4 separate regions of the Mus musculus genome follow, and regions 2, 3 and 4 are each linked to region 1. Evidence: chromatin loops called from intact Hi-C (ENCODE). Cell type or tissue: heart. All regions are shown on one strand. Each heading gives the region's core, and the rest is flanking DNA. Links, peaks and the distances in the headings are about the cores only. Region 1 holds the start of Phc1 (polyhomeotic 1). Region 2 holds the start of Necap1 (NECAP endocytosis associated 1). Region 3 has its middle 8.9 kb from the start of Foxj2. Region 4 holds the start of Rimklb (ribosomal modification protein rimK-like family member B).

Region 1 (7,424 bases), core at 2,425-7,424:
TGAAGATGCATATGAAGACCAGAAAAAAAAATAATGATCCTCTTAAAGAGGTGAGTGTTTATTTAGCCTTGTCAAAAGCCCCTCCCAAAGCTTTTGGATGGATCTCCACTGCTAAGCCTGGCAGTCTTTATCTTTGGGTGTTTTGAGACAGGGTTTCTCTGTGTAGCCCCGACTGTCTTGGAACTCAGAGAGATCCTCCTGCCTCTCTGCCTGCCAGCTTTTTTTGAGTTCTAGATTTAAGAAGCTCATATATCCCTTTGTCCTGTTCTAAAAGCCTAAGTCCCTTTCCTGTTCCACTCCACTTCCCTCAACATTCCAGGCTTCTGGCCTGGCCTCTGACACTCCCTACTCTCCCCCTTCACAGAGCGGCTGCTCACTGACCATGCCTCTGACTCAACATAACCCCGACTCAAAAGCCTGGTGTGCTCTTCTTCTCCATCCTCCTCCGCTCAGCAGCCACAGGGGTTTATAGCTTGCTTGCCTTGTTTTGCTTTTAAGCTCTATTAAAATGGACATTGATCTTTCTTTTGAGACAGATTATTATTATTATTATTAAAGAGACTAATAACTCATGAAAAGGGGCCCTGGATAACCTGCTGAAACCATGAGCTGGAGTCAGTTTGCTAAGCGGGTTGGACTAGGTGATTGACAGGTGGCAGTATGTTGTGGTGCACCTGAGGGACTGTGAGTCACATCAGGGTGGGGAGAAACAAGGTGGCCTGTGGGGCAAGACTGCATCCTGCTACTCAGCATGTCGCTCGACTCGAAGCTTGTGTATGATTTGTGGAAAACATTCTTCTATTACATATTTTTGAACATTGGTTCCTTGTTCTTTTACAGTGACTGTAATATTCTGTTACAAATTTCCTGGTTTAAATTGACACGTGTATTACTTTCCAGTTCGGTAGGTTAGACATTTGATGTGCATTTCGCTGGGTGAAAGTCAACGTGTTAGGAAGGCTGTGTTCTCTTTTGTCAGAGCTCGGGGGAAGATTTATTTAGTTAACTTTTTTTCCTAGCTTCTGGAAGAGTAGTTCTCAATCTTCCTAATGCTAGGACCCTCTAATACAGTTCCTCATACTGTGGTGAGCCCCCCTCCCCAACCATAAAATTTTTCGTTGTTACTTCATCACTGTAATTTTACTGTTATAAATTATAATATAAATATCTGATGACCCCTGTGGAGTGGAGACCTATAGGTTGAGAAGGGCTGTTCTAGAGGCTTCCCACATTGCTTGACTCATTGCTGCCTGGTGTTTTAAAGTAAGCAAGAACGGGCTGAGTACCTCTCAGGTCATGCTAACCGCTCAGCACCTTCTGCTTCCTATCTCCACTCTCACATATATCCACATCACACTGGAGCTGCTGTGCTAACACTCCGGAATCGCCCGTTGTTTAAAGGGCAGCTGATAAACAGCATTACTTCCTCTTTGCCGTGCAACGGAGCATACTCGCAGGCTTCATGAGTGGAAAAAAATTAGGCTCTATTATTCTTATTCCAGCTTAAAAGTCGACAACACCAGAAACAAAATTTAGGGAATTTGGGTGTACGTTACTTCTCTTTCTTGTTTGCTAAGGTATTCCCCAGTTCTTACCTACACAGCGTGTTTTGGATGGAGAACTGGAGATATTAACTAAGTCAGAGTGGACTGTCCATTGCAGTCACTTTTACAGGGCAAATGCCAAACTTCTCTACAGACATTCAGAGCTGAATACCTGAGTGGAAATGTCAATCTCTCATTTATGCTGTGGCTGGAGGTGGTTCTGAACTGCGGTGTCACACAAACCTAATTTAAAATTCTTACTCCAAAACTTACTTAAGTTCCCACGAACCAAATCCTGAATGATTTAACTTTCCCAAGCTTTATGTTCTTCATCTGTAAACATTATAATTGACCCAAAACAATTGTCTGGAGGACTGAATTCCAGGAGGTCTCTGAAGCTGCAGCAGAGGCTCCGGGTATATTTTGAATTGATTTTCCCCTTAGTAGGCTTCCCAGAGGCTGAGCTTTCTCGGCCTAGGGAACATAACCCCAGAGAGTATAAATCAGAGTTGAATCTTATCATGAATCTGTATTCTAACTTCTGAAATACTGACCAGAAGAGCACACTTGAAGCATTATAAAAGTAAATGTAGTGCCCAAAGAATGCTCTTGTCATATAAATGATAGGCTCATTAATTAAACTCATTGATGCATAAACTTCACTAAATTATGATTAAATAGTGGTGTAAGCTAAATAAACCATAAAGAATGGTTTAGATAAACTGGAGAACGACAAATGTTTAGTGGGTTAGCTCTAGCCCTGAAATGCCCTTTTCTCTGCTGAAAACCAAGGGACTTGGACAGCACTTGGCTTTAAAAATTGGAGTCTCGACAGGCGTGGTGGCGCACGCCTTTAATCCCAGGACTCGGGAGGCAGAGGCAGGTGGATTTCTGAGTTCGAGGCCAGCCTGGTCTACAAAGTGAGTTCCAGGACAGCCAGGGCTACACAGAGAAACCCTGTCTCGAACCCTCCCCCTAAAAAAAATTGGAGTCTCAAAATGCTCTTAATGCTCATCGTCCTCTCTTCCAGCTAGACCTTAAGAACTGCCACAAGATGGGGTGGGATGTGGAAGGTGGGTGGGGTGGTGTAGTTTAGAATATAGGAGGTCACTGCCTTGTTTCCCGAAGACATTCTTCCCATATTTGCATAAAAATGTGCTCCTCATTTTTCACTTCATTTACAGTCGAAGGCTTCCCTTGTAAAGTAAGAGCTATCTCTTCACAGGTCAGCTTGAAGAACCCTGCTCTGTGCTCAGTGCATGGCCGGGATTCCATTCCCTTACCTTCTGTTTGTTTTAGTTGCAGCCAAGTCCCCTTCCAAATCCCAGCGCTTCTAGACGTAGCAGGAGGGCTCAGCTCTGTGCAAAACAGGTCGAATGCATTTCCTTTACACCTGCTTAGGCTAATGACCTTCAGTGTCACGCAGAGCAAAGTTACCTTGCATGCACTCAATTGAACCATTTGTTTTGAAAGAGAAAAGACTAATTCCAGAAGAGTCATTAAATGAAAATGAGAAAGTTTAACAAAGAGGGGGAAGCAGGGAGGAAGGTGGAAGAGAGGGAGGGAGGGGGAAGGGGGGGACAGCTTAAGATCCATCTGGGAACAAAATTGTTTCTCTTTGTTTAGGTGGAGGTGAACTAGGTTACTCGGTATGGAAATGATTTTCTTGTGGATGGAGGCTTTCCTGTAAATTTAATTTGCTGTTGATTATATATATATATACATATATATATATATATACATATATATATATATATATGTATATATATACACACACACATATATAACTAAGTTAAATTTATTTTGGTGGAAATTAGTTAGACCTATGACCCAGTAAGCTTTGGAGATCTTTACATGAAAATTGAACTCTAAAAAAAAAAGAAAAGAAAATTGAACTCTTGGCCCATGATCAACATAGCTTGTGCTGCAATGGGTTATTCCTAGGCTAATGTCAGATAGAAGCTGAAATTATTCGGCCACTTTTCAATCCCCTTTTGTCATCCAGTAGATGACGAAACCAATGGTACTGGATTGAAAGAAAGAAAGAAACCAAAAAACTTGAGGTGGAATGTAGCTCTATTAGCAGTTCTTCATTGTTAAGGGGTGGAGCACAATGGGAAAGGGCCTTGATAATCTATACACACCCTATAGGTTGGGGAAATAAGGACATAAGCACTGGCATCTGGATGCTTTCTTCTGGGTTTATATATTACAGATCATATCCAGATTCATTGATGTTGAGTTTTCCTATAGAAGCCCTGTTTCTTATCCTGGCAGGGTATATAAATCTGAAAGTCATCTTTAGGTTGTTCTTTGATATTGAATACTGTTGAGGCTCAAAACGCCATTTGTAAGTCTCCGCAAGGAAGCTTTAACCTTGACCTGCCAAAGTTCTAGGTTTGAATGAAGTGGGTCCTGCTCCACCTGTTTTTTAACCACCAGATCTCCTTGCCAGAATGTTCCCATTCATCCCCAGCCAACACCTATCATCCTTGGCTCGGCAGCAAACCCTTTCACCTCTCCACACCCATGTTCCTGCCTCTCCAGTCCTTTGGCTGCCCTTTGGGATTTGCATACCCGTTTAACAGGTTCCTAGAAGCCTCCTAAAGATCTTACTTTACGGAGATCTGGCTATACCAATTAAGAGAGGGAGTTGAAACAAACACAAATGCATCAATTTATAATGAGAATGCCTCTCCCCCCCCCCCCCCCCTTAAATACAAATTAATTACACCTGGGTTTTCAATCTAGAGTGGGCTCAAGAAAACAACTAATTATGGCTGAGGTTAGCAAAAGATACAAATCCCAGCTATTATCACAAGGTAACACCCTACGGCAGGTAAAAGGTTAAGGAGAGCAGCTGTCTTTGCTAACAATGCTCTGGTTTAAAAAAAAAAAAAGCTTCCAAGAGTGGCCAGCACACAGTAGGTGTTCTAAGAGCTCTGAGAGACTGAGAATAATTAAATCCTGTTAAATTTGTGTTGCAAATAAAACGGGCCTCCCCCACCATATGCTCAGCCTTCCCAAAGGCAGCACCATTGTTCATCTCTTTACACCCCGCCTTTTCCATTGTTTTGGGCGTTGTGATTCTTTCACGTGTGCGTGTGACTTAAAGAGATTCCGAAGCACACAATCAACCCTGACGTCACAGACTTAAGTATTATTCAAAGCAAGTTGCTTCAGGTTCCTGCTTTTTAATGAACTGCTGCTTCTAACGGGTTCAGTTTCTGTGCGGCGTTGTTTCCCGCCTTCTTGGAGTTGGGGCGAGGGATTAAACACTCAGCATTCTCTCGCCGTTCCCTCTATCTCAAAGTTTTTCTTTTCTCCTCTTCCCTTCCCTTTGCTCTATTTCCTTTCACAGGCCGTCGTTTCTCAAGGGTCTTTGCTCCGCTTCCTCCCTCTGTGCCTGCTGGTCCCTTTGATCCTTTCTTTCGAGCCCCTATTCCCAGAAGCTGCAGAAAATACCTTCTTTTTTTCCCCCCCTTTCACGTCACTTCCCTCCCCTCTCCCCATCTCCCTCTCTTCTCCGAGGTGAGTCCCCCTCTAGAGGCCAGCGCTTTCTTAGACGTCTGCTTTCAGACGGCGAGCGGAATTCGAAGAGAGAGAAGGGGGGAAGAAAGGAGGAGAAAGAGAGCCAGAGCCAGGGGGAGAAAAGAAAAAGAAAAACAAACAAAAAAAACCCCACTCGGGCCTAGAGCGCGGAGGCCGGGGAGCAGCGTCGCCATGGCAACGGGCGCCGACAGGAAGCGAGGGACGCGCGCGAGGGCGGGCGCGGGGAGGGGGCGGGCCGGAGGAGGGGTCGGCTGCCCCGGAAGCACCTCCCCGCAGCCCCCTCCCCGCCGGCCCGCGGCCCCCCGGCCTCGGCCCCCCACCCTCGCGGCGGGGCAGGAAGTGACAGGCCCGCGCGAGCCCCCGGCCTGGCGGAGCCGCGGCGCGGCCAGCACCCGGACGGCGGGAGGGGCGGGGAGCGGCGGCCGCGCCGGGCACCTCCCACCGCGCCTGGGCCCCCGCCCCTCCAGGAAGGGGAGGAGGCGGCGCGCCGCCGCCGAGGCCGAGCGACCCCCCCCCCCTCCCCCGCCCCTGAGGTGGACGCCCCCCGCGAGGACTCGGGTGCGGAGCCGGGCGCGAAGGTAACCGGGCGGCCGCGGGCCGGGGAGGGGCCGCATCCCGGGGTCTCGGCGGCGCGGGGATGTTTCCTCAGCCACCTCGGCGTGTGCAACGCCCAGGTACCTCCCCCAGCCGCGCTCCTGCCTCCCGCTCTGCTGCGCTTTGCGGTGCTTGGGTGCTGCGCGTCCCGGTCTTCGTGCTTTGCGCTCGCTGTGCTCGGTGCTGTCTGTCCGTCACCTCGTTGCCTCTGACCGCTTCTCATTCATTTCTCCCTTCCCCGACTTTGGTCCTTCCATCCGAGCATGCTGTCTGGTTATCTCCCTGCTTCTCGCGCTCCGCCGGGCTCCCCGATCTCCCAGTTCCTCGACTTCTGTGCCTCCCCTGCTTGGCTCCCTACTATTAGAATATACATTTCCCTGCTTACCAAGTCCGCTCGCTTCGGGCACAGCACTGTATCCACCCCTTTCTCCTGGTGTGTTTGATTTCTCTTTGGAAATGCATTTTTTTTTTTTTAATCACGCTTCTGTGAAGAACAAGAACCCCTGGGAGTCTTTCCGAGGCGCCCCTCAACCCTTGCTTCTCACTCCATTCTTACTGCAACAGAGTTTTATACTCAAGGGTATTGACTTCTTCCAACACCTGACCCAATAGGCCCAGTAGTATGTCTACCTCAATATTAATTTCTAGTTCCTTCCCATCGGTGTGCGTCTTCCCCAGTTGAGTCCTTAAACACACCCACACCCAAAAGGTGGGAACGTTTAGGGTGGCCTTTGACTCTTAGTTTTAATTTTTGATTGAGTTTGCCACCTAAACGGTGTGCTCTCTTCACTTTCTATACTGAATCTGGAACTCACAACATTCATTGAAAAATGAGGATTTTAAGATAGATTTGTGTGCCTGCGAGGTTTTTGATGGCAGTTTCCCTGGTGAAAAGACTTTAAAATTGGCCCTCTCTGTTTCATTATCTGGGGGAAATGAGGGGGTCATCGAATTGATGAACGTGTTTTATATAAGGCTCTATTGCAAGTAACAGGGTCTTACGTCTCTGAGTGCAGTGAGATAACTCCAGTAATCTGTACAACTGTGCCATGCTGCCTCTAATCCTTACCCACTTTTTTTCCTTCACATGCTGATATTGAGGATTCATGGGTCTGTATCTGTTTAGTGCTTTGATATTTTGGCAAAAGATGTGGGGAGAAAGGTAGACTGAAGTTGATAGAATACCCTCTCTGTACCTCTTTCATTTTATCCGTGTGTGGAGTGGCATTTGTTCGGTCCCAGAGTTAAGTGATGTAGAGATGCTGGGAAGAGAATCCAGAGAAAACTCCACTTCAGGGGCCAAGGTTGAGACTTTTGACTTTTGTTTACTTGTTTGGGATTAATTCCTGAGATAAATCCATTCATCTAATGAAACTAGAGATAGCCCCTAGCAGAAATTATGGTCGGACTTTTATATTCCCAAGCCAAATAGTACTTGGGAGACCTGATAGTTCTAGTACCTCAGTGTATCAAAAATAAAGAATACACAGTGTAAGTTTAACGAAAGAATGAAAACTAAGGAGTAAAATGATGTCATTTTCAGCCGCTTTAGAAGAGTGTTTCTGCTTGCTTCTCTTGTTTCTTTTCCTTTTTTTGATATGTATTTTTCTTTTAATTTATTTTTTGCTGGTTTTAATGTAGCTGCCAGAGGGTAAATTCTTACACTTTAGTAAAGTTGAATTTTACTCGTCTCAGTTAGAATGCTACTTACTTGGGAGTATGTAACCTGTTCAC
Region 2 (7,424 bases), core at 1,254-6,253, 530 kb before region 1:
TCATTCTACACGTCCTCAGGAATTAACATTTTTAAAAAATGTGCTTGCTTGCTTATTTATTTATTTGGGGGGTGGGGGGTACATGTAAGCCATAATACACACGTGGAAATCAAATGAAAACTTATGGGCAGGTAGATATCTCATCATTTTTATCTTGTGTATGTAGTGTCCTTAAATAAACAAATTTTCAATAAATGATACATGGCAGCAGTTTCCTTCATCCTTGATCCTTAATCCCTCTCCAAAACCAAGTCTAAAGAATTCTTGAATTTGCTGGTCTCCAAACAACACTAAAACCTAACCTCACTGGCCAGGTGTGGTAGTGAAAACATTGAGTCCCAACAGTTGGGCAGCACATCTCCAGGAGTTTGGAGCCACGGGGCTCTACTGTGAGACCCTGTGTAAACATGCATAAAACCTCACACGTTTTCATTTACCTAACCAGGTGAATGTATCTTGCATGCTAAGAATCAATGTTTATTTCTGAAGATGAGAAGATTAAAGTTCAAGAAGTGACTTTCCTACAAAATAAAAGGTTAAACGTATTTGCTTTTATGTTATTAGGGGGAAGGGCAAAGGTTTTCTTTTCTTTTCTTTTTTTTTATTTATGCATGTGTACACAGGTGATTGTCAAGGCCAGACAGTATCAGATCCCCTGGAACTGGGGTTACAGCAGTTTTGAACCTCCCACTGTATGTGCTGAGAATGGAACCTAGGCCCTCTACAAAGAGCAGCAGTGCTCTTAACCATTGAGCCACCTCTGCAGTCCAGTTCTTGTTTCAGAGGTTCAGATAGAGCCTCCTGTAGCCAAGGATAGCCTTACACTCCTGATCCGCATATACCTCCATCTCTCACGTGCTGAGATCAGAGGTATGTGTCACCACTCGCAGCTGCAAACTTCATTTTTTACTTTTCAGTCACTATTCTGAAAGAGTGAGTAACGACAGGATGCCCCTTGGATAGTAAGAAATATCAAAATAAGCATAGGAAACAAAAAAATTAAGAAACTGCTTTAATGGGATGCTGCAGTGACCTGATAAGAGGATAAAGGGTATGAAATAAATGAGACTGTAGACAGAGGCGGGGAGGCTTGAAGTCAAAGAAAAACAGAAGACTTCAATGTACCTTAGCCCCTAGAGAGACTCCTTTACTTAGCAGTTCAGCCATTGCTAGCTTATGTGATTGGGTTAGTTGGATAATCCAATATCTTCTTTTTAAATGTATTATCCATGTATGTATATGTGTGTGAGCCATGCCCTAACACATATGTGGCAGGCAGAAGACAATGTGTAAAGTCACATGGATTTGGGAGATCAGATGCTGGTTTTTCAGCCCTCACAGTAAGCACTTTACCTGAGATGGGCTCCAATTTCTTTTTCCAGTGAGCATTTGCTGAGTGCCTACTAGGTGCAAGACACTATGCTGGTCCTTCCAGTCCCCACAGATACAGTTTAACAAGACTTCAGGCTATTCATTCCACCCTGGAGCTCAGAAGACTGGACAGTAAAGCAGAGATAGAGATGAACATAAAGTGCTATGGAAGTCCGCAGAGAGCTGGCCTGAACCAAAGACTCAGGTAGAGCAATGTGTAAGCTAAATCATAACGTGGTACCTGTGACTACCATCATGCTGAGTTTCAGTCATGGTCAATGTGAGATCTGAGTGGCAACTCCTTTACCAAAAGATATACAACTCGTAGGGCCCACTGCACAGGTCTGTACAAAACAACTCATCAATGATGAATGACCCTCTGGTTAGGAAGCAAAATGGAGATGTGGAGAAGGTAACTTTCCAGCAAGAGAAAAACCATGAAGGTATGTAGGTCAGAAAAGGGATACTACTAGTACTGTATTTTTATAACGATTTAGTTACCCTATACTCTTTTATTTAACTCTCAAAAAAAAACCTGTGAAGGGGTTGGGGAAATGGCTCAGTAGTTAAGAACACTTGTTGCTCCTGCAGAAGACAGGGGTTCAGTTGCCAGCACCCAGATGATGGTTCACCAACATCAGTGACTCCAGTTCCTGGAGATCTGATGTCTCACAACATCACTCTGACCTCTGTGAGCACAAGGCATACCCACTCATACAGACAGACAAAACACCCATACACATACCTCTAAAACAAATAAAAACCTGTGAGGTACACAAGACGTGCACAGTCTTCTCACGCTACTTCTCCTGTTTTACAAATGAGAACCCTTAAGGCCTGGGGAAGAAAAACATTGATTGGCTCATAAATTACACAGCTATTTAGTGTCGAGGGCTCAGACCTAAAGAGTTTTCAACACAAATCCCAGCGAATTCTCTTTGAACTCCTTAACATCCTACAACAGCCCAAAACCTCAATCACTGGATTACAAGGTTGTCAGGCCTTACAAGAGGAAAAAAAAAAAAAAAAAAAAAAAAAATGCTGCACTGACTCTGGGAAAGCTCTAAGAGAGGTGACTGGATTGATAGGAAGGCAGAAATCCCTACATAATCAATGTGTGGGGGGGAGGGGTACACACACACAAACAAAATGAAAACACGCAATAGCTCATCACTGGAATACAAGATCTTAACGTGTGCCTACTGCGCCCCCCCCCCCCAAAAAAAAAAAAAAACTAAAGGATGATGACACTTGGCGAGAATGACAACAGTATCAATTAAAATAGATCATCTAAACAGTGGACAGCAAAACTACCATTCCGGACAAGTGTCAGGCGGGATCAGAAGCGCGGGGGGAGGGGGGGGAGCGTGCCGTGTGCGTGTGCGGACGCGCGCGTGGAGGATTACAAGCCAAAGGTCGCAGCAAGAGTAACAGATGGAGCAGGCATGAATGGATTGCGGATGACGAGGAGCAGACGATGTCTCAGGGGGAGGGATGGGGAGGAGAGGTGGAAAGACGCATGACGGCAGGAAGAAAAGAAAACAAAATCAGAGTTCCAGCAAAACAGAAAAGTAGACGGAGCCGCCGGCAGCCCGGGTGGCAGGCTAACTACGGCGGCAGCGGCTCGAGCCGATGGCTGCTGCCCAAGGACACAACCGTCACCCCGGCGGGCGCCGGCTGCAAATCCCCCTGGGTACCTGTAACCGCGGTTGGAGGCCCGCGGCGGAATCCGGTAGACGCTGACGTCGGGCTTCACACACAGCACGGACTCATATTCCAGCTCTGCCGCCATCTTGGCTCCGCTAGCGCCGCGGGGGCGGGGCACGGGTGGGGGCGGGCTGAGACGCCGACGGCTTCCTTCGCGTCACTTCCGCTCGGGTACAGCTTCGAGGTTAACCTCTAGGCGGCGCAAAACCTGTTACAATCTGGAAACGCTGATGCGCCTGGCTCGCCATCTTGAGTAACGGCAAAGACAGGCTCAGTGGTAGAGCACTTGCCTGCCAAGGCCTCGGGTTGGGCTCTTTCCCCAGCGAAAAATTAAAAATAAGAATTCAGTTCTCTTTTACCTACCTTCAAACGGTAACCAGAAAAAAAAAAAAAAAAAGTCACTGAATATACGAAAACAAAACAGAGGTTGGACAAAATGAATCTCTGCTTTCTCATTCTGTTCTCATAAGCAAGTGTCCAATGCATAATCTATTAAGTGCTACCATGGGGTTGTTTTGTTTTTTTGCAATTTTGTAGGTTTTGTTGGTGACTTCTCCATATTAAAATGACTGATTACAGTGCTAAATGCTATCTAGCATCCCTCAGCATGAGTAGCCCAGCTGGCTACACATCACGATGAGTACTAAACAGCTCTATCCACAAATATGTTCTTTGTGCACTCGCAAATAAATGTAAGCTTACAACAGTGTAACTTAGAAATGTTTTAGATGGCACTGACTTCAAGTGGCAAAACCAAGTCTGATCTTATCTTGTCCCCCCCAAAACACCAGTAGCAGCCTCTTTCATTGCATTCTATCGACTGGTTGACTTTTACTTCTGATTGGTCTGCTTTGCCTAGCAAAGCCAGTTCAACAAGAATTAGACTTTAGGGTTGGTGAGATGGCTCAGTGGGTAAGAGCACCTGACTGCTCTTCCAAAGGTCTGGAGTTCAAATCCCAGCAACCACATGGTGGCTCACAACCATCCATAACGAGATCTGACTCCCTCTTCTGGAGTGTTTGAAGACAGCTACAGTGTACTTACATATAACCAATAAATAAATCTTTAAAAAAAAAAAAAAAAAAGAATTAGACTTTAATTGGCTGGTAAGGATGTAGAGACTGGCTACGGTTGCCAGGACTATAAATTGATCCAACGCTGCTTTGAAGGGACATTTAGCAGAACTCTCCAAATATTAAGTGGGTGTAGCCTTTAACAGTTCCACTAGCTTTTTGTTTGTTCATGTCTGTTTATTTGGAGACAGAGTTTCAATGTAGTCCAGGCTGGCCCTCATCTCATTATGTACTAAAGAATGACTTTGAACTTGTAATCCTCCTGCCACCATAGTACTGGAATTACAGGCATGTGTCACCACACTCTTTTCTTTTCTTTTTTTCAGTGTTTTGGATCACATCCAGGGTTTTGTGAGAACTAGGCAAGCATTCTATCAATTTAGCTACATCCCCAACCAAAAACTTTTTTTTCTATCATATACTTCTCCAACACATGTTATAAAGAGAATACATACACTGTGGATGGAGACATAAAAAAGAAAACAGACAGAAAAAATGGTCTTTTACTGGTTTCCTATTTCTAAACCTATGATCTCAACGGAAGCCTCGGTCATGTTACTATACCGCATTGAACTCTTTCGTTTCCTCTTTCTGGATCAGCAGTGCTGACAATCCCTTACTGAGGCCCCAGCCCCTGGTTCACCTTTCAAGTGCTATGTATTTTTTTCTCCCCAAATCTGGTCATCCTAGAGACTTCTGGTTTCACATAGTTAACTCTCCCTAATCTTACACTCCTTCTTGCCACATGTAAGGTATGATATACGATAACCACCTGCAGCTTACTCCAAGAATTTGTAGTTTGTTTAGTATTTTAAAACCAACAAACATAATACGGGATATTAGCAAAATAATGAGGAAATACACACTGGCCTCTTCTACACGTGCAGCACACCATTTTCCATGGTCTTACAGTGTCCTCTCTGATTTAGATGGCCATATTATCCTAATTTTCCTGGTGGTGGTTTGTTTGTGGCAGCATCCCATTCTCTTGGCCAGGCTTCTCCTGTTTCTGCTTCCTAAGTGCTATTACAGGTGCAAGCACACTCACCTCCATATTTAGTTCTACTTCTGAACATGTATGTCCACATATGTTTCTCACTTACTCCTTAGTAAGATCTTGAAGTCTAATTTAAATATCACTGTCTCTGGGATTTGTTCCTCATCTTCTGTTTGCTTGCTTGTTTCTTTTTAATGTACGAGTGCTTGTCTATGGGTACCACAGAGACCAGAGGAAAGCACTGGATTTCCTCAAGGTGGAGTTACAGATGATGATGCTTAGAACCAAACCCAGGTTATGTGGCATGGCTTGGCTCTTCCCTTCTTTCCTCCTTTATTCCCCTTTGAGCATCAGCTGAGGTTCTACAGCTCCCCTGGTCGGATGTTTTTCTTTTAAACCAATAATACCGTCCTGTGCTTCCATCTGAGTCAGCCCTTAAATTCTTATATTATGAGGTACCCTAAAGGAGTTCCCAGTTGCCCCCGTATCACTGGTCTTCAGCACAATTTCTAGTATATCGTAAGAACTGTAGATATATTTGTATTATATTATCATTACGACCTGGTTAGCATTTGTTCAAATCTCAATCAAAATAATTAATAATGCCTTGACTGTGACATTAATCCCAGCACCCAGGAAGCCCAGGCCAGCAGAACTTGATGAGTTTAAGGCCGGCCTGGGCTATGTAGTGAACACCTGCCTGATTGGGGAATGGGGGGATGTTAGGGTGCCTTAACTAGAATTCACTTCTACCCACCACTGGAGGACAAGTAGCTTACATAGCTCACAGGTTCAGATTAGCTGCTGAAAAAAAAAAATCTCTCTTCTGTGTGACTTCCCACGTGTATGTGATTTAGCCACGTTGTAGGAAAACACTTTTCTTGGAAATGATGTCACCTTGCCCATTTCAAACTGTGATTACTTTTAATGCAATGTAACCATGAAAATGAGTCACATATTTATTTACTTTTTCAATCATCTTTACCCACACATAAAAAGTTATTTTTAACAAGTTTATAAATTCTGCCTTACACCTTTGTCCAGAACAACATTATCAATGGTATTTATTAGGGTATAATATCCCTAACTCTTGAGGCTGGAGAGATGGCTAAGCAGTTAAGAGCTACTTTTCCAGATAGACCCAGGTTCAATTCCCACCACCCACATGGCAGTTCACAGCTGTCTGTAACCCAATTCCAGGGGATCCAACACCCTCACACAGACACACATGCAGGCAAAACACCAAAGCTCATAAGATAAAAATAAACCATTTTTAATAAACTGGCCTCACACAGGATTCTCAGAGATCCATCTGCCTCTGCTTCCTGATTGCTGGGATCAAAGGCATGTGCCACCACACCTGACTTGTCTCATAATTTTTGAAGTAATATTTTTCACCACATGGCACTATACCATCTGGGCAGCACACAAGATGCTAGTTACAGAATCGTGTACATAAACTTTTCATGTAAAATAAGCCAAAAGTTATTTCTCAAGTATAAAAAGTGTAGAGTCTTTTTCCAAGGTGTTGTCGGATCCTCTGAAGTTGGCAGTCACATTAACCAACACAACATTCTATGTGTAGACTTAGCTACACATAGAAAACTTAGAAGGGGACACACAGCCAGCGTCTGTAACCAATTGGGAAACGCATTTGAAAAGAGACCATGAAAACGAAACTTAACTCCTCTTTAAGCATGTCTGCACAGGATCTTTACGGTATACATGTACTAGATGTATAATTCAAAATACTTTTAGTAGAAACCTGGACCTGCAAGATGGATGAGTGGATACCTCACCTGCCATGCAAGTCCAATGACCTAAGTTCGACCCTTAGAGCCCACAGTAGACAGCTGCAGACAATGACAGCCAGCCCTGTGCTTCACAGCACAGCCGAAACAAGAGAGACCCTGCCTCAAAAAGGTAGAAAGAGAGAAGCAACTCTTGAAAGCTGTCCTTTGACCTTCCCACACAGGTCATCTCACACACACACACACACTAAAATTAAACAAATGAACAATTCAACAAGTACATGTAGGAAACATGACATCAGCCCTAGCATAGGTCCATGTAATGTAAATTAAACAGTGGAGAGTGTCACCCATTGACCTAAGTGTAGCCACTCTTACTCCTTACACACGAATATTGTGCTGTAGTTACTGAGTCAGGTTAAACTAGCCCAGCCTGCAACTCTCAGTTGATAATCTCTAAATCTGAGGAGTAATTTGTTTGTTTGCTATTCTCAACATCCTGAGCAGCACATGGGACCTGACAAG
Region 3 (7,424 bases), core at 1,633-6,632, 470 kb before region 1:
AATGCACATAAAATAAAAATAAATAAATTTAAAAAAATTAAAATGTGAGAATTCATTTGATATGATAAGGCATGTATAATTGTTTCTTAACATTTATTTTTAGTTTTGATTATGTGTATATTTGCTGGTCTGTGTGCTTGTGTCTACATCTACAGGTGCTCCCAGAGTGCAGAAGAGAGCATTAGACTCCCTGGAGCTGGAGTTTCAGATGCTGTGAGCCTCCTTGGATGCTGTGAAGTAAATGCAGGTCCTTTGGAAAAACAGTACTTCCTTCTAACCACACAGCCATCTCTCCAGGCCCTGCAACTCTTCATATGTAATTAACATATCACAGATACATTTTACAAGCCTTTTCCTTTTCTTCTTTTTGAAAAGAATTTTCCTATAGCCTACACTGACCTTGAACTTAATTATATAGTACAGGATGACTTTGAACTCCTGATCAAATGGTCACTTTTAAAGACAATGTATCCCATGGAATATGATAAAAGTTTGTATACGCAAGCATCAGCTTCAAAACATAATAACTAAATTGATCACTGCTTTTGTGATTGTTTTCCTATGCAGTCTCCTCATCAGAAATAGAGGGATAATAATACATATTTCATAGTTTTCAGAAGGCTTGCATGACTTCATCTATGTAATGCCCTTAGATTAGAGGAGTGGGCTAGAGAGAAAAGGGGCTTAAAAGACTCAACAGTCAATTGAATTACTATGGATCAAGAGATATGTCCATAAAATACGGGATACAAACCTTTAAGGGGAATCCTGATTGGAATAGGGCAATTGGGAAAAAATACTATAAGGCAAATGGCAAAGTTTCAATATTCACTTGGTAGTACCAAGAATTCAAATTTCTTCTGAGTCTCACTATGTAGCCCTGACTGGCATTAAACCCACAGGCCTGCCTCTGCCTCCCAAATGCAGTCAGTAGAGAGATGTGTTCCATCACATGCTGCTTAGAATCAAGATTTCTTACATTTTTAGATATGAAAGGGAGCCAAGCATAGTAACATATACTTGTAACCCCAGCACTCAGGAGGTAAAGACAAGAGGACCCGTAGTTTAAGATTATTCTCAGCTGTGTAGGTAGTAAATTAAAAACCAGCCTGTCTCAAAAAAAAACAAAAACAAAAACAAAAACCTAGATAAATAATTATTCATGGGGCTGAAGAGATGACTCAGCGATTTAAGAGCACATGCCTTCCTAGAGGACCTGAGCTCCAGTCCCAGTGCCCATGTTGGACAACCAGGGGATGTGGCACTTCTGAACACCTGCACTCACACGCACAAACACATACACGTAATTTAAAATAAAATAGGTCTTATAAACAATGGGGGGGGGGGCATCTTCTTGGAGACAAGTGGGAGGAGGAATGGGATGGAAAAAAGAAAAAGAGAAGAGGAAGAAGAAGAGGGGGAAGCAGGGGAGTTGGAACAAAGGAAGGAAATAATAAACAATGGGCCAGGTAGTGGTGGTGTCTAAGTCTTTAATCCCAGCACTCAGGAGGCAGAAGTACACACAGATGTTATAAGTTCGAGGCCAGTCTGGTCTACAGAGTGAGTTTCAGGACAACCAAGGCTACACAGAGAAACCCTGCCTTGAAAAACAAACAAAGGTGGATTAATGAAATTCCATTATTTTTAAGGGATATTTAAAAATGTGTATTAGAGTGACTTAAGCATGAAATGTCTGAAATTTGTCTCAAAATAATCAAGTGACCAGGAGGAAAGTAGAGGTGGCAAAATATTGGCCAAATATTGCTTATTGCAACATTTAAGCATACATGTTGTTCTCAGGCTAAAGAGATAGCTAAGATTTCAGCTCTTGCAGAGGACCCAATTGGACACGCAAGTCCAGCCTCTACCACCACCACCTGTGACTCAAGCTCCAGGAGATCTGGATTCTCTCCCCTGGGTGCTGAGGGCACATGTAGTCACATGTGTACTATTCCGTGTCATGCTCACATGCATGTACAAGAGTGAAAATAAAGTTAGAGCTGGAGAGATGGCTCAGAGATTAAGAGCACTTGCTGCTCTAACAGAGGTCCCCATTTACATTCGAGCCCTGCTGTCCACTGTTCACAACTGGCTGTAACTCCCAGTTGCAGGAGACTAACTCCCTCTTCTGACCTCTCCTGGCTCCTACATGCATGTAATGCGGATATATATATATACACACATACACGATAGATATTAATAAGATAAAAATATAAGATGTCATTGTCATTCTCTCTACTTTTGTGTTTGAAATTTTACAACAGAGCTTTTAAAAAAATTAAAAAGAAATAGTAAAATGTTTGCTATCATGTTTTGTGTATGTATCGTTACCTAGTATCTTTAATTTACACTACATCCTTTTTAATTGTTGTTATTATTTCATTTACATTCCAAATGTTGCCCCCCTTCCTGGTCCCTCTTTCCAGAGTTCTTCACCCCATCCTCCCTCCCCTTCGCCTCTGGGAAGGTACACACACATCCCAGCATTCCCCTTCCTGGGGTATCAAGTCTCTAAGGAGTAGGTGCATCCTCTCCCACTGAGCCCAGACAAGGCAGTCAGTCCTGTGTTACATATGTGCAGGGCCACGGATCAGCCCGTGTATGCTCTTTGGTTGGTGGCTTAGTCTCTAGGACCTCCCAGGAGTCCCCGTTAGTTAATACTGTTGGTCTTCCTATGGGGTTGCCATACTCTTCAGCTCCTTCAATCCTTTCCATAGGGGTCTCGAACTCAGTCCAATGGTTGGCTGTAAGTATCTGCATCTGATTCAGTCAGCTGTTGGTAGAACCTTTCAGAAGACAGCTATGCTAGGCTGCAAGCACAACATGGCATCAGTAATTGTATCCGGGTTTGGTGCCTGTGCGTGGGATGGATCCCAAGTTGGGCCGGTCATGGGATAGCCTTTCTTCAGTCTCTGCCCCGTTTTTGTCCCTGCTTTTCCTTTATACAGGAACAATTCTGCGTCAAACCAAATCCAGAAAGCAGCAGATTTTCATCCATTTTACAAAGGCGTTGAGATAGCAGCACCTCTGCTCTTTAGCTCCCTCTACGAATCATTGGCCAACTATAAGAGGCAGCCTATAGCCACCAGGCTCCAGGTTTCTGCTTCCCTTAGTATATTTGTCGTCCATGTTAGGGGTGGGGGGGCGGTGTCACTAAACCGGCATACAAATGACTCATGTGTATCATGTTCATCAGGCAAAATGTGAGTTCTTATTTGAACATCCGAAAGAGGAAGGAAAAAAACAAACAAACAAAAAAACCTACCACTTAAAGATTGTAGTCCCTGGAATAAAGAACACAAGTATAATAAAAGTTCTCTGAGTAGTTTGCATCTTCTTGACTTTTTTTTCTTTTTCAGTTTATGCGTTCATTTTACATCCTGATTAATTTCTAAACTATGTAGAGAACCGAGGCTCGCTAGGGAGACGAGAGCGAGCGTTTAGAGCGAGGCTGGGGCGGGAGTCGCACACCCAGGGAGGCCCAGCGATGGGTCTGTTCCACCTTAAGAGGCGCCAGCCTCTCCCCGCTCTGAGCAAGCTCTCGGCTCCGCCCACCCCGGTGTCAGCCCGGCCCGGAACGCGGAGGAGAGGAGGGAGGAGAGCGGCGGTAGGCGGATGGAAAGATCCGCGCCCCCGGCTGCCGGCCCAGCGTCCGGGGCTGGGAGCGCAGCGCGGGCTCCGAGATAGACCCGCGAGCCACTGCAAAGGCGGCTGAGACGGGGCCCGCGGGGCCATCCCGGGTGGGCGCCGGGGCACCAGACTGGATCCGAGATAGACCCGGACGCTGGCAGCACAGACTGTACAAAGTTGTAACTTCCCCGGTGCCCGGACGCCTAGCGTCAAGGCATTTCCAAAAAGGGGGGGGGGGCATGCCTCTCCTTTGTCCTGACTGGTGGAGTTGAGCATGGGCTGGGCCCTGGACTGAGCGAGGGTTGGCCACCTGGGTAGTCCATCAAAGGATGATGCGGTGAAGGGTGGCCATTTGGGGAGGAAGTAAAGATTATTTTGGTACCTCCTCCCCCAGTTAGTGATTGGCGGAGGTTTGCCGTGATGTAAAACAGGGCATAAAAATGTCCGTAAAGGTACCGGGCCTATTGGCCGGTCTCTCAGGGAGGAATTCTAGGGTGGACCGTGAAGAGCCAGCCGACGCTGGTTTTGTAGGGGAGGACCAAATGGGTTGACACCCGGAAATGAGTTAGGAAGGGAACTCAGGGAAAGCGAGGGAAACCGGCTCACCTACTTTGCCCTCACAAAGGTCATTTCCTGCATGGGATCGATAGTTTCCTGTTTACTTACTCCTCGGGAGGGAGCGCGTACACTGGCTTCCTGGAATATACCCGATATTCACACTTAACTTTTGAGCCCAGGCTTCCCTTTTAGTCACGGTACCAACGGGAATGAATGAAATGGTGAAAAGGAAACGCAAGGGATTTATCTCCACGTAGAGAACGGAAATGGAGTGGGGCTGGAGGTTGTCTTTCATGCACGCAAGAAGACAAAACTAGGCGTGTTGGCGTACACCTGTGATGTGAGGTGAAGGCAGGATGAGGATGTTCAGAAGTTCAAAGTCATCCTCGACTACGTAGAGAGAAGCAAGTCTGGATTAAATTTGACGATGGGGGAGGGGCGTATTGATGGTTGAAAGTGAAAAGAACTCAAAATAAACTAGCTTGGTGACTCACCCCTTTAATCCTGTAGTTTGGGAGGCTTGCAGGCTAATTTCTGAATTTGAGGCAAGCCTGCTCAAACACAGCGAGATCCAGGACAGCCCAATTAGACTCAAAAAAAAAAAAATCTGAACTGAAACTCTTCTGCATAGGCAGGCACTTCACTCTCTTGTGTCTGGGACAGGCAGTGCATACACAGAAGAAGACAAAGTATGAGGGGAAAGATATTATTTTTAAAGATGCCCTTGTATGTCTTATGAACCCTCCCCACTTTTTAAATTCTCACTTAACCACTTGTGTTATAAAAATAATTACATGTGTTCATTAATTCATAATTAAATTTTGAAAAGAAGGCAATGAACTTGAGTTTGTTGGTTTTTTTTTTTTTTAATAGTATAGAATAAAGTTTATTCAGGGCCTGGAGAGTTAAGAAGGTAGTAGAGGCAGAGAGGGAGAAGTAGAGGCCATCCATGAACACATGGATAGAGGGGGAAGGGAATGGGGAAGGGAGGAAGAAGGGAAGAGCCCAAGAGGGCAAGAGAGAAGTCGGACAACTGAACTTGAGATTGTTGAATCAGATAGAACCTTAGATTCAAGGGGAATCCTCTTGGTTCACTGAAGTCTGGCTCCCTCTTCTAAAACAATAATAGCTACCAATTTCTCTTATATCTGGAGACCCCAAAACCAGCCATAAGACCTCAAAAGACTAGTGGGGGAGCAGGGGATGATGGCTCAGGCCTTTAATCTCCTCACTTAGGAGGCAGAAGCAGGCAGATCTGAGTTTGAGAACAGCCTAGCCTACTTGAGTTCCAGAACAGCCAGATATAGTTCAATGCAATGGGTGTTTATGGGGAGACAGGAGGGGGTTTGCTTAGCTGTGCATTACATTTGGCAGGGTAGGTTACAGTGAATAGAAAGGGCTTTATGTAGAAAAGGTTTTAATGACGGGGACTCGGTGCTTACAAAATTGTTGCAAGTGCTGCAGCATCTTAGAAATGACTCCAAGAGGGCTGGAGAGATGGCTCAGTGGTTACGAGCACTGAATGCTCTGCCAGAGGTCCTGAGTTCAATTCCCAGCAACCACTTGGTGGCTCACAACCATCTGTAATGGGATCCGATGCACTCTTCTGGTGTGTGTCTGAAGACAGCTGCAGTGTACTCATGTAAATAAAAAATAAATCTTTAGGGAAAAAAAAGGGAGAAATGACTCCAAGAATTCAACTACTGAGCTCATCTTCCAGGGAGCCTCAGAGGGTAAGGAATCAGCACTGTGTTGCTGACATTGTTAACTTGATGACCCCACTGAGCGGTGCTGTGAGCCAGGCATCAGAAAGCTACTGTTGTTGCTACTATGGCCTTGACAGCCAACTATGCCCATGAAGTAATAGTGATTAGTCCTGGAATGGTAGACTAAAGCCAGCACTGTCCCATAGTCATGCTAGCAAGCCATAGGTGCTTTATTTTACATTCCATATCTGTAAAGTATGCAGATCATAATTTATAGCTAAAAATCCTGGCCTCCTTTATTAATTTCCACCCTATAACTCCAATAAGTAGTTTTTGACATTTTTCAACACCTGCTTTGTATGAGATACTTTTCAACTTTGTATGAGATACTTCAACAGCTGGAAGGTGCATCAGGCCAAGTCCCTGTTACAAAGACCACAGACCCAGGTTGTCCAGGAATATTCTGTGTAGTGCCAGGGAAGTGTTAGTGATCACACACACACACAACAGACAGGAGCTGATCTGATGCAACTCACAGCAGGGTCTTAATTCTTTTCAAGCTAGCTCATCCCCGACTTGGTGGAGAGGGAACCTAGAATATCTATTGGGGCAAGGTTTTATAGTAAGCAGCAAGTTGGGGATAAGTGTGCAAGCATCTAATTGGAAAGCTACTATGGCCTTTAGCATAACTGGCTGGTGCTGGAAATTAAATAATAAACTTAATTTTTACTCCCCTCTGCATTGGTGGCTGTTAGGCAAGGGGTGGAATTGTAACCTGGGGAGGCAGATGTGTTGGGGTAGTAACCTGGGAATGTTGGTCTTGTTAGGGGTGTAACCTGGAGATGCAGGTCTTGTTGGGGGTTGAGCCTAGAGACTCGAGCTAGGCTCTGGTTTTGTTGGGGGCTAACTTGGACACTAATGCTAGGTACTGGCCTGTTAGTTTACCTGAGTTCAAAGTTAGGTCAGGTTCTCTAAAAATGGAGTCTGAATTTAAAGATTTGGCCTCTCATCTGTACTTAGCAAAGAAGACCCACTCCTCAGTTCTAAAAAAATTTGAGATAGTCCATCACTCTAATCCCTGCCTACAAGAACCATATGAGAGAGCCACATGATGGTACACAGCTAGTTCTTGGGACAGAGAGGCAAGGGTGACCTAGAACTCCTGATGTCCTGCCTCTTCCTCAAAGGGGCTAGGATCACAGGTGTATCCCACCACACCTGGCCTTTAGGTTTCTTCTGTCTCAGAAATACTGCGACATTCATGTTTCCCCAACTTCCTTTCAGATAAAGTATTCTGAACTTTCCCTAACAATTTGCCCTATTGGCTGGAGAGGTGGTTGGACGGGTAAGAGCACTTACTGCTCTTGAAGGAGACCCTCATTTGGTTCTCAGCACCCATGATGTCATTCACAATCTCCTGTAACTCCAGTTCCAGGAGACTCTTCTGATGGTCTTGGGTTTCTGCATGCATGTGGTACACATAAGTACACTCAGGCACGCGCACACACACACACACATAAAAATAAATAT
Region 4 (7,424 bases), core at 1,573-6,572, 150 kb before region 1:
ATTCCGTTAATCCGAGATTCTGCGACTACAGGAGCTCTCTTTCCTTTCTCGACCCACACATCCCTTTGTGTCCGCTCTGAGCATTAGCATAGTTAGAAAGAGGTGCACAGTTTAACGTGCTGAAAAGCGAAAGGAGGCGGGGTGTGGGCGGGGCAAGGCTTGACCAGTGTTTAGCTATTCTAACTGCGAAGTCTGCCGGGCTGGTTCTAGCCGGCTGACTCTGGCGGAGGAAGTCTCAGGGAGAAGGGGGGATTCAGCAACTCCTTGTTTGCCAATGGAGGTTCTGACAGAAGGCACTCAGCACTTTTTTCTCTAGCCACGTGACTTCTGCAGTTCGATGTGCCGCAAAGAAAACACTTTGGTGCTGGTAGCCACCGTAGGATTCAGAGAATGTATGCTATTTTGCATCCCTCCTTTACTATCTTCATTTTTTTAATCTAATCCCAGCTTGTGTTTCCTTGTCCTGAACCCCAGAAGGAAAAGATGTGCAACAGATGGTGCCTACGGGGCACTTACGATTTTTCCCTTGTTTTACAAGCTAGAAAAAGAAAAAGAACCCACAAAATTACTGTCAATCGGTGTGTAGATTGGTGTGTGTGTGCGCGCGCGCGCGCACGCGTTCATAGCAATATACACAATGCAGAGAAGTAGAACCTGGAGTTACCGGGATCTGGGTGGGTGTGATGGTCCATGGCGGTGATCCTTACTCACAAGGAGTTCGAAGCCAGCCTAGCCTATGTAAGACCTTGTTCCCCTCAAGCCAAACTAGACAACAAAACAACAAAGAGCCCAGTGTTTTGAGACACCCCTGTAATCTCAGCACTCTGGAGGCTGAGGCGAGAAGATCAGGTCAGTCTGGGTTACTTAGTAGTAAGACTCAGTCTCAAACAAAAAGCATCAACAATAGAAGCAAGGAAACAGTAGTAGGAGTTGCTGGGGTCTGGGCAGAGAAGTCTTATTGGATAATGAAGAGATAATTAGATCCAATTCTATGGGTAATTTTTTGAGGTGTACTCAAAGTTCATCTTTCCTTTGACCAAGAACTTCCAAACTTACTAATGGCTTCACAGCCCAGGGCATACATTAAAATATAATTATTTGTATTACTGTCACACATAGCTAAACAAATTTCTCTTTGAATGCTGCTCTACTATTTGGTATCAACATGAATACTGGCCAATATTTGAGTTCTTACTATGTTTGAGTTATGTTAAAGTGCATTAAGTTTGGGTAACTTCATTAACCCTCATAATTAAATAAAGCAGTACTAAGATCTTTATTGATGAAAAAAATGAGGTTTATGGATGTTAAGCAACAGTTCCAGAAAGCTAGTAAGTAAAGCTGGCATGTTACCCACTTCTCTCACCCCCAGTGTATATAGCATCACCTGCATTGTATGACTTTCCAGGGGATTCAGCTCACCCTAGGAGGTTGGTGAGCCATTGCTCCTCACAGCACTGGGCGTTCCTCTAGAGAACCTGAGTTCAATTCCCAGCACCCAGACTTTAGTTCACAACTATCTGTCATCCCACTGGGACTCAGGTAGTACACATGTAGACAAGACATCCACACAATAGTTAATAAACAAAAACAAAAACAGAAACAAATCATTGGGGATATAACTAAGCCAAGCCAAAATACTTATAATGAAGTCTTATTTTAAAGAAGATCTGAGATGAGAGCTGTCTATACCAACCATGAAGCCTCCGTGTGTGGCCATTCTTTTTTTTTTTGTTTGTTTGTTTTTTTTTTTTTTTGTTTTTTTTTTTTTTTTTTTTTTTGTTTTCTGAGACTGGGTTTCTCTGTGTAGCCCTGGCTGTCCTGGAACTCACTCTGTAGACCAGGCTGGCCTTGAACTCAGAAATCCACCTGCCTCTGCCTCCCAAGTGCTGGGATTAAAGGCGTGTGCCACCACCGCCCGGCATGTGTGGCCATTCTTAGCATTGAGTTTGCAGACAGAAAAGGTGGAGATTTAATCACAATTATGTCATTCAAAAAAAGTTAAATGGTTATGTGTTCATCTAGCACTTAGCCACAGTTTAAAATGAGCTATATCCTTAGTCAAACCTGAGTCAGGATAATCTCTAACATTCCACGAAGAAGCTCTAGGAATCCAGTTTGAGAGCCGACTGTTGTAAAGCTGGGTACCAGCTTAGAAGAAGTGTTAAATATGTTAAGCTTAAGGGCTATGTTTGTTTTATCTAACCCTCAAAGGGGCCACACATGCCGGGGGGGGGGGGGGGGGGGTGGCACATGCCTTTAATCCCAGCACTTGGGAGGCAGAGGCAGGTGGATTTCTTAGTTCGAGGCCAGCCTGGTCTACAGAGTGAGTTTTAAAAATGAACAAAGTATATTTTGCTGTTCAGATATGACTAAGGAAAAGTTTCAATGGACTTAGACCAGAATTCTGGCATTCTCTCTGAGAACTGAGCTTGGGGATGGTCTTCACTTTATTCTGCAGTCTTTCCAGGTCCCTAATGTATGCCTTGGTTCTTTTTTAATGCGAAACACATAAACGACATGCTTTGGCTTTGCTTTTTTGTGTCCCTTCTGTTAGCATACATCTAAACCAATATTGCATACACTCAGTTCGTGCAGGGAGGCTAATATGGTGGATGAAAGGCAGCGTTTTAAAATTGCAAGTGGCCAGTGAGGTGATAGCATAGCTACAGCTTCACCTGCACAGCATCCTTTTTCTGGAAGCTATACGGTTACTATCGGTTGGATTCTGTTACAACAGAACACGCTGTTCATGCTCTGTGCAACTTCTCTTTCTGCCAAACTCTTCGTGTGCGTGTACATGATTGTGTCTGTGGCATGTATTTGTGATCAAGTGTCTCTCTATCACAAAAGGCTTTTTAGAAGGCATTGGCTTTGGTGGACCATGCTTTATGTCCCAGGGGGCTGGCTATCAGAGTAGCTCCTTCCCCGTTTGCTCCGCCCAGCTCACTCCAGGCCTCCTTCCCCGTTTCTTAAGGCAGTATATCATACTTCACGTTGGCTCCTCTTCAAACCCTCTTCACAAAGGTTAGCTTAGGTTGCTCTCAATGATATAACAAAGAATAGCATAGCCACTCATAATCAGCAGGTGCTTCGTGTCAGTGACTTCTTTGGACTTCACCAACTGTAGATTAAAAACAACTGGAAACATGTTCAGGTGTTTTGTCCGTTTGTATATTTGTTGAATTCAGGATGGCATTGCCTGGAGATGGTTTAGGAAGTGTGTAGGTTCTATGCAAGCACTACCTACCATTTCATATATGTAACTTGAATATCCCTAAGAGTCCTAGCTCCAGTTACCATGGATATTGAGGAACTGCTGTGCTTACTAGCTCCTTATGACAATTCTAAATAAAGTAGGTGTGCTGGCTATTCCTGGTCGTCAACTTGACTCTAGCTGGAATGAACTACAATCCAGAATTGGGGGGCACACCTGTGATCCAGATTTTTTTTTCCCCAAGACAGGGTTTCTCTGTGTAGCCCTGGCTGTCCTGGAACTCACTCTGTAGACCAGGCTTGGCCTCGAACTCAGAAATCCACCTGCCTCTGCCTCCCAAGTGCTGGGATCAAAGGCGTGTGCCGCCACCGCCCGGCATGATCCAGATCTTGAGGCTGGAAGACACAGGTTTCTGATCTGGATCTTGACATGGAGATCCTGAGGTAAAGTAGCCAGGAAAAACTCAGGTTTAGGCAAGGTAGTACACACCTTTAATCCCAAGAGATTGAGGCAAGGAGATCAGCCCGGGACAAAGCAAGTCCCAGATCCAGGCCTGGTGGTGTACACCTTAATCTGGGTGGGCCACACCTTCTGCTGGAGGTCTACATAAGGACTTTGGAAGAAGGAAGATTCACTTTTCTTGCCAACACGTCTGTTGGAATCTTCTTCTACAGGAGACCAGCTTAAACAACTAGCCTCGTGGGACCAAGCAACTCTTAACTAGACTGCCATTCACAGCTGGCCATTGTCGGGACTACAGACTGTAAGTCATCACAATAAATTCAATATAGAGAGACGTTCATAAATTCTCTAACTCTAGAGAACCCTAATACAGCAGGCAACTCCCTTTTAGCGTCACTAGGGAGGCGAATTTTCTTCAGAAGACCACAGAGGTAACAGGAACAGTCATCCAATCCTAGGTTGTTGTATAGCTCTTAAAATTTATACAATCTCTGTATTCACACGTGGGGAGACAGAGGTAGAGCTAGAACACACTTGTGGGAAGTGGTCTTCTGGCTTGGCAGAGGTGTACAGGTGCCTTATCCTTCGAGCAATTATTTCACCCACCCTCTAGACCAGTGGTTCTCAACCTTCCTAATGCTTTAATACAGTTCCTGATATTATGATGACCCCCCCCCCAACTGTTAATTCCTAACTGTAATTTTGCTACGGTTATGAATCGTAATGCAAATATCTGTTTTCCATGGTCTTAGGTGACCTCTGTGAAAGGGTGGTGACCCACAGAAAACCACCTGCGCTGCTGGTCTTCGGGATCTGAAATCAGTAGCTATGACTTGACACGGGGTACAACATGTTTGAATTGTAGCTCATATCTGATGTCTGAAGTTATTTAGGAATGCATTTTCATTGTAAAGGCTTCACTCATGGTGTAGAGAAGGGACTTAAGTAGTGGACTGTGGTCAAATGTTTCGCCTCTTCTTTGGACGATTTGTTAGGTTTCAGGATGTAGGAAATGCTCCTAAAATATATGATGTTTATTCTGACATCAACTCGCCAAGCTGGCTCTAGCTTCCTTGTCTATCTTTGAACCTGCCCAACCCATAGTATTTATCATATCGCTTATTTTTGAGGCATCGGATCGCCTGCCTGTGATCCTCCTGCCTCAGCCTCCCTTAGTGTACCAAGCTCGCCTGAGGCTGCAGTTAACGCGCCTTTCCATACAGAGGTATTGTCTTCGGTGCGATCGCAGATCCGGACTATTACAGTTACCATCATCTTTGTCCCCAAATCTCTGCCTTCTGGTGAGGCAGGACGCTAGGGAGGGAGGGTGGCTGGCCCCCTTAGCGGGCAGCGCGAGTACCCTGGCCAGACCTCGCGGCCGGAGGCTCGGAGGGGTCGGCGGGCATCAAAGCGCTCACGGCCGCAGCCCAAGGAGGGGCTGCGCGGGGCGGGAGGGCGCACAACGGCAGGGCCTACTCTCGCGGTGCCGAGCGGAACAAACCTCGCCCCCTACCCGTTTTCCAGGCTCCGAGAGGACGGTTTGGGGGGTGGGGGTGGAGCGGCGAGGCGCGCGTCCTTGGAGCGCCCGCGTGCCTCCCCTTCGCGAGCGCGCGCCCCGCGGCTACCCCTCCGGCGGCGGGGCGGTCTCCTCGCAGGTGTCAGGAGTCGGCCGAGCGCGCTCGCCGCCCCGCCCCCCGCCCGCCGCCGCCCCCCGCCCGCGAGTGCGGCGCTCGGGGGCGGGGCCGCGCGGGTCCTCGGCTCGGGCGGGGGGCGCGCGGCGCCTCGGTCTGGGGGACGCGGGGCGGCCTCGCCGGCGTCGTGCGCTGTGTGTGAGTGTGTGTGTGTGAGTGCGTGTGTGTGAGAGAGAGAGAGCGGGGTCGCGCGCGCGCGCGGTCGAGCGACAGGCGAGTGAGGGAGGGAGCGAGCGGCGGCCGGGTGTGAGCGAGTGTGTAGGAACGGGAGTGCGGGCGTCGGGGGGAGGGGGGAGGGAGGGAGAGGCCGGCCGACCGCGAGGCCGTGAGAAAGTGGGCGAGTGGGTGAGGACGCGCGGCCTGGCTGCGGGAGCCGGCGGCGAGGAGAAAGGAGGCGGCTCCCGGCATCCCGCCCCCTCCCCCTCCTCAGCGGACTTCCCGCGGCCCGCGCTTGCTCCTAGGCGGCGGCCGGCCGGGCAGGCGAGGGAGGAGCCGGCGGCCAGGTGAGCAGCGGGCCGCCCGGGGCGGCGGCGGCGGCGGGGGCGTGGGCCGGGGGCGCGCCCTCGAGCCTGAGGCTTCGGCCGGCGACCCGGAGCCGAGCTCGGCGGCGGCGGCGGCGGCGGGAGCGGACTCGGCGCGGCGCGGCGCTGCGCGGGGGCGGGCGCCGGAGGCCGGTGGTCGCTGGGTACCACAGTCGGCGGAAGCTGAGAGTCGGCTGCCTGCGGGAGGGGGCGTGAGGCGGCGGTCGCGGCGTGGAAATTAGGCTGGTTGCCCGTGTCGCCGAGGGGGTGTGGTAAGCTTGGGAATGCTGCTTAGAGTAAAACCTGCCGGCTGCTCGGCTGTCCTCAGGGGTGTGGTTGTCGCCACTGTCCTTGTTTCCTCTGAAGAATTTGACGTGACCGAGGCAGGAGGATGCTACGAGCCTCACCCTGATGTTACTACGTCCATCCCAAGGAGTACAATTTAGAGTAGCGATCGGCTGTTTCTATTTTCTTTTTCTTTAACAACCTTTGGAACAAGAAGGAAGAAGGTTACCAAATTGAATGTTTGACTAGAGTAGATCCCCCACATCCGGATAGAGAACAACTTAAGTCCTATTAATTTATTGTTTCTCATCCCAGGTTTGTAATCCCTGTAATTCATGAATAGAGACGGAGTGTTAAATCAATGAGGTTTTTTACTAACCAACCTGTATATACCTTGAATGTGAATTTTCAGTGCTATTTTCCCAACAATTGCCTGCAGTTTTCCCAATGCCTGAAGTTGGGTTAAATTCCAAATCTATGTGGAAAGTATATCAGTTGAATATGGAGAGTTTTTCGTTGTTTGGCTTTTTTTTTTCCTAGACATTCTTAAATCATTAACCAAAATCCCAAAGATTTAAGTGCCATTTAAGTCTCTTCTCCTTCATAACGGGTACGTTGGAGGTTATTTCTTCTGTTTTAAAACAGTTGATAATATATATTTAAAGATACTTGGAAGAAAACAAGGACATTTCAGTCAGTTGTAACCCAAACCATTGTTAGTCTTTTATAGTAGGTCTCTTCTAGTCCCTCGTGTCATTGCTTCTTAGTTTGTCAAACTATTTTCATCTCCGTTTTCTGGTAGCTCCTTAAGGTACTAGAGTCCATGTGTTGGGGAGTGTTTTGTCCGATTCTGACAAAAAAAAAAGCTACGAGCTAGACAGTCACCCAGTCAACCCAGTCAAGAACCGCCTGGGTCCTCTTTCTTTTTACATCTCATAAAGAGCTCGGTGCCTAACCTACATTTAGCCTGTTGCCCGATGCCCACCAGCTACCATCTGGCTTCTGTTAGTTTATACTGGACAAGTTTTATGGAGAAAAAAAAATTGAGCCCCTGTTGAATATACACTTCAGTAGTTGCATGGGGGGTTAGAATGACAAAGTTATCTCTCCCCCTTACCCCCCATTTCCTCTTTGGCCATTGAACTGCTGGGCCCTGAAGATTGAGGCAGGAGGGACCGAAGGCAAGGAATAGGTTCTTCACTCAGAGAAAGAAGCAGGAGTCACTTTATTCAGGGCATAGCATCGTAA

The links. Hi-C counts contacts between places; a loop is a spot of excess contacts. Peaks named below come from ENCODE experiments on the same cell type or tissue, not always from the same donor. Only the 100,000 strongest peaks of a DNase experiment are listed, where the experiment ranks them.
Region 2: it touches region 1 in a loop (2.8-fold over the local background); 2 of 42 quality-filtered maps call a loop at or near these places.
Region 3: a loop joins it to region 1, with 5 times the contacts of the local background. A loop is called at or near these places in 2 of 42 quality-filtered maps.
Region 4: it touches region 1 in a loop (2.8-fold over the local background); 2 of 42 quality-filtered maps call a loop at or near these places.

What each region holds. Positions count from the first base shown.
Region 1 is chr6:122,337,848-122,345,271 of GRCm38, reverse strand. It overlaps Phc1 (polyhomeotic 1), which reads left to right and starts at 5,615. Exons shown (of 16, transcript NM_001355215.1): 1 at 5,615-5,674; 2 at 6,792-6,800. The coding sequence starts at 6,797. In heart, for the core only: a CTCF peak has its summit at 5,123; DNase peaks (open chromatin) are centred at 4,691 and 5,311; H3K4me3 peaks cover 2,591 bases; H3K27ac peaks cover 2,226 bases.
Region 2 is chr6:122,870,308-122,877,731 of GRCm38, reverse strand. Necap1 (NECAP endocytosis associated 1) reads right to left here and starts at 3,175. Exons shown (of 8, transcript NM_026267.3): 1 at 3,069-3,175. The coding sequence starts at 3,163. In heart, for the core only: a CTCF peak has its summit at 3,277; DNase peaks (open chromatin) are centred at 3,221 and 4,751; H3K4me3 peaks cover 1,971 bases; H3K27ac peaks cover 1,021 bases.
Region 3 is chr6:122,807,587-122,815,010 of GRCm38, reverse strand. No RefSeq gene overlaps it. Among named protein-coding and RNA genes, the nearest start is that of Foxj2, 8.9 kb to the left of the region's middle. In heart, for the core only: CTCF peaks have their summits at 2,129 (motif pointing left), 3,033 and 3,640; DNase peaks (open chromatin) are centred at 2,830, 3,560 and 3,990; H3K4me3 peaks cover 2,511 bases; H3K27ac peaks cover 2,593 bases.
Region 4 is chr6:122,484,540-122,491,963 of GRCm38, reverse strand. Rimklb (ribosomal modification protein rimK-like family member B) reads left to right here and starts at 5,659. Exons shown (of 6, transcript NM_027664.1): 1 at 5,659-5,873. In heart, for the core only: no CTCF peak of the experiment used is centred there; no DNase peak of the experiment used is centred there; H3K4me3 peaks cover 1,869 bases; H3K27ac peaks cover 1,590 bases; H3K27me3 peaks cover 2,221 bases.